2 separate regions of the Homo sapiens genome follow, and region 1 is linked to region 2. A link is a loop called in an ENCODE intact Hi-C map of the cell type or tissue named here. Cell type or tissue: PC-3. All regions are shown on one strand.

Region 1 (2,500 bases), 150 kb before region 2:
ATGAGTATCAAATCTCCACATATCTAAAAACAAAAAAGAATTTGTCAAAAATATACAAGCATACCAAAAAAAGCATCTCTTAAAAAAAGTTGTTTCAGTTAATGCCTTTCTTATAACCTTCACTGGGAAATTATAATCACATGTAAACCTCAAGCATAAATAAACCTATTGTTTCCCAGAATTACCTTAACTTCTCAAGGACCAGTATAAAAATATATATATATATATATATATATATATATATATATATATATATATATAATCACTGATATACATAAAGTCAGATAATTTTCTATCAGGTATAAAAGAGAAAATATAGTTTATGGTAGAGAGGTTAGGAGGAGATGATGAAATTTCTCTCTATTGACAATGCCTAAATTTGTGGAGTCAAAGCTTAGTTGATGGAACTAAAGAAATAGCGTTTTTCTCTTCTAAAGGGATAAATTATTCTAGATGCTTGTCATTTCCTTTTACAAGTGTGCTGGAGAACTTCCAAAGGCATATGATTAAACTGCTACAAGGTCTTAAAAAAAAGAAAAAGAAAAAGAAAGACAAAGAAAATGAAACTCAGTAAAAAAGGGGAAGAGTTCACAATGCATTTGCTTCTTTGGTATATCTGAGTAAAAGGAAAAAAAAGTTTGCCTCAGTTGCATTTAGGCAAGGGGTTCAACATATCCAGAAAATAAATTAGAGATCTAGAGAAAGGTGTTCAAAATTGTGTAGAAATTCACAAATTTTGTAGAAGTCAGGTAAAAGAAAAATTATTGATTGCAGTGATATAATCTTTGTGTTTTCCATAATAGAGTCTTATGCTATAATCTATGTTAACCCAAAATAAACATTGCAATTGGTTTGGGCCATAGGCAAATGGAGAATATAATCACTTCTGTAAGGAACAGCCCAGTTTGTTGATCTTGGATCAGTTATCCAACATACTTTGGAGCCCTCAAGGTTTGCCAAGTCTTCGTCATTCTATAAATCTCTTCATTCCTTTTGTGAGGGAGAATATAAGGAGCTTTAATCCTGCTACCCAGTGATTCAGTTATCATTTTTGCTGTGGTTCACTCATTGACCTTCAACCTAGTTCCTGCACCTAAATCCTTACCTCGTTTCTCACTGCCAGAAATTCAACCGCTGGCTATATCTGCACACCTGTTTTGGTTCTAAGTCCTGTTTTAAGCCGTTGCCTCCAAATCTTTGTGCCAGTCTTTTCAAATGTTTGCTGAAAGCCTGAGTTGGCTTATGTCTTTTTCCAATGAATAAAATCTCCACTAATGCAGCACACACTGGTGTCCTTTGATGTCTCAAATATAATCTATATTCATTTAGTTATATATCACCATAAACATTACTCCATAGGGAAAATTTTTAAATGAATGAATTGGTGTAATTTACCAATGATCTTCAACCCTAAATCAAAGATTCAAAAACATCTGAATCAAAATGTAATTGATGTTAATTGCTTATTAATGTAAAATAAGATGATATTCACATTACTTTGTTGCACATGATATGGATTCTAATACAAACACATACCTCTCTCTCCTTCTCTTTATCTCTCCTCTTCATCCTCTTGATCCTCTTATCTTCCTTGTCCTTCTTTTCTCCCTCCTCCTCCTTTTCCTTCTTCTTGTAAAGCAAAAGATGTAGAAATTCATAGGACTTAAGATAGCTGGATGGTTAATCATTTCACAAAAGCAAATCACATGATGTCATAAAAAAACAAACAAACAAAAAACATGGGATCTGGGTTCAGGCTGACCCAGATTTAAATCTTAGATGAGTTTTTATCATATTTTGGAAAGTATATGATATTTCCTAGCTATTTTGCTTGCTTGTGAAATGGACATAAGCATATCTACCACTCAGGGATTTTGCAAAAATCAAATTAAGTAGTAGGCAAAATATGCATAACTTTGCAACTGTCACAAAGTAGATACTCAGCTAATTTTTATAATCCCCCTCTCCAAATTTCCTTTTCTTCAATAATTAATTAGATATGGTAATAAATCAATATCTGCACTTCCTTAATTTATGCTACTCAGTTGGCATTCATATTTTCTTATAGACTCAAATACACATATGTTGACAAATATATGCAGAAAAATTTATTACTATATTTCTGTATATTGTTAAGTATGTTATCTGATGGTACAGGGAACTATTTAGCTTTCAGGCAATAAAAATGTATAAAACAGATAGTCCCCTACACTCTCTCCCAATAAACAATACATACCATCATATGAACAATGTTCTCAGAAAAAGTTTTGGATATCTTATTTATGTATTATGTGAGATCAGTAGTGTATAGTGCTTATTGTACACAAGGTCCTCTATTTCTTGTAGTTGTTTTGTATTCTACTAGTAATGTTAATCCATAATGGCTGACTAACAATGTAGAAATGATAATGTTAAAGAAAAAAATTCCAAAGAATGAAAAGTTTAGTCAGCTGAATGTTTTTTAAAAAACGAGATTTAGAGCTTCTCAATGTGACTTCAA
Region 2 (2,500 bases):
CATTTCTCCACTCTACCCACCCCCTATTAAGTGAAACAACAAAAATAGTTCTGAGTAATGGGCTGTGGGAAGAAGTGTTAGGTATCACTTCCATTCCAAAACATAGATGAAATAGAATGCCACTCTTCAACTGTTTTTTCTCTTGCTATAGCACCGATACCATTGGCATTCTAAATGCTGGGATCATCATCAAACAGGGTCTCTTCATCAAACAGTGACCATGGGACTGTAGAGTGGAACATCCCCTAAGACACACACACACACATGTGTGTACACCAGCCTTTATCTGGCATATATGAAGAGCAATAAAAAACTGTTGTGTTAAGCCACTGAGATCTGCAGTTGTTGTTGAAGTATAGTCTTGTTACTGTGTATACTTTCCAAGACCATATTAGTGTTATACTAGAAGAGTACTATGTGTTAATTGTTTCAAAGCAACAACTCAAGAGATGTTTTTTTCCAGATACATTTTACAGCTGAACATTAACTAGGTTAGGGCTGTTTGAGAATAAAGAGATAACTGATAATATAAGTGAATAATATGACATTATTATTTTCCTTATTTTGCTATCAAATGGGTTTCATCAGAAGTGATTTTTGAAGCTGGAGACATCATGCTACCCAACTTCAAATTACATTATCAGGCTACAGTAACTAAAACAGCATGGTACTAGTACAATAACAGACACATTGAAAAATGGAACAGAATAGGTAACCCAGAAATAAAACCACACTCCTATAACCATCGAATCTTCAACAAAACAATAAAAAACAAGCAATAAGGACTCCGTAATCAGTAAACGGAGGTAAGATAACTGGCTAGGCACATGCAGAAGAATGAAACTGAACCCCTACCTTTCATTATATAAAAAATTAACTCAAGATGAATTAAAAATTTAAATGTAAGATCTAAAACTATAAAACTCCTAGAAGAAAACTTAGTAAATAGCCTTCTCAACATCAGCTGTGGCAAAGAATTTTTGACTAAGTCCCAAAAAGCAATTGAAAAAAGAATAAAATTGACAAATAGGGCCTAAATAAACTAAAGATTTTGTGCACAGCAAAAGAAACTATCAACAAAGTAAACAGACAACCTACAGAATGGGAGAAGACATTTGCAAACTGTGCATCTCACAAAGGTCTAATATCCTGAATTTAAGAGGAACTTAAACAAATCAAGCAAAATCAAATAACCCATTAAAAATGGGCAAGGGAGATGAACAGTCACTTCTCAAAAGAAGACATACAAGTGGGCAAAAAAAAAACATATAAAAATGCTTAGCATCATTAATCATCAGGTCAATACAAGTCAAAACCACAATGAGATACCATCTTACACTAGTCAGAATGGTGATAGCCTTTAAAAAGTGGAAGAATAACAATTGCTTGCCAGGCTTCAGAGAAATGGGAACTCTTACATTGTTGGTGGGAAGGTAAAGCAGTCCCACCACTGTGGAAATCGGTTCAGAGATTTGTCAAAGAATTTAAAACAGAGCTACCATTTGACTCAGCAGTCTCATTATTGGGTGTACACTCAAAGGAAAATAAATCATTCTGCCAAAAGATACGTGCACACATATATTCAGTGCAGTGCTATTCACAATAGCAAAGACACGGAATCAACTTAGATGCTATCAACAGTGGATTGGATAAAGAAAATGTAGTACATGTACAGCATGGGATACTACATAGCCATAAAAAGAACAAAATCACATCCTTTGCAGAAACATGCATACAGCTGGAGGCCTAAATTATCCTAAGCAAATTAATGCAGGAACAGAAAACCAAATACCACATGTTCTCATAAGTGGGAGCTAAGTATACATGGACATAAAGATGGGAATAATAGACACTGGGGACTACTAAAATGGGGAGGGAGAAAGGAGGGGCCGATAGGGATCTCTGCTCACTACCTGGATGACAGATTCATTCACACTCCAAACCTCAGCATCACACAATATACCCATGCAACAAACCTGCATATGTACCCACTGATTCTAAAATAAAAGTTGAAATTACTTTTTCAAAAAGAAGTAATTTTTGATTAAGTTACAGAACGGTATACATGTCCATGGATGATGGTGCTTGAAAAGCATCATGGATAGAGGAAGAAATTTAAATCTATATCAAGAAAAAGAAAACAAAAACATTTGCCATAATAATACCTCCATTCCAAGTGTGAAGTTCTATTCATTTTGCCCTAATGTGGAAATTACATTTAGAGCAGCAAGTCCAATTGAAACCGTGTCTAATTAAGTTGATTACCACCTACTATCATTTCTAAGATGCCTAACATCTTTTAGTAATGACTTAATTAGTAGCTCAGAGTGTCTTCTTATTATAAATACTGTCATTATCCTGAATCATTTTTAAACCTTCTATCCCATCAACATCCTCAACTTCAGTGACCAATACATTCACTCTGTTTCAGCCACATGTAAATTGGCATCACCCAGAAATGTTCAATTCAAATATCTATCATTGTTGACACTATATCTTA

What was found. A loop is a pair of places that touch in the nucleus more often than their neighbours do. Peaks named below come from ENCODE experiments on the same cell type or tissue, not always from the same donor. Only the 100,000 strongest peaks of a DNase experiment are listed, where the experiment ranks them.
Region 1: a loop joins it to region 2, with 2.7 times the contacts of the local background. A loop is called at or near these places in 1 of 110 quality-filtered maps.

The regions. Positions count from the first base shown.
Region 1 is chr6:48,610,552-48,613,051 of GRCh38, forward strand. No RefSeq gene overlaps it. Among named protein-coding and RNA genes, the nearest start is that of PTCHD4, 500 kb to the left of the region's middle. In PC-3, no CTCF peak of the experiment used is centred here; a DNase peak (open chromatin) is centred at 970; H3K27ac peaks cover 813 bases.
Region 2 is chr6:48,756,543-48,759,042 of GRCh38, forward strand. No RefSeq gene overlaps it. Among named protein-coding and RNA genes, the nearest start is that of PTCHD4, 650 kb to the left of the region's middle. In PC-3, no CTCF peak of the experiment used is centred here; a DNase peak (open chromatin) is centred at 1,349; H3K4me3 peaks cover 374 bases; H3K27ac peaks cover 2,270 bases.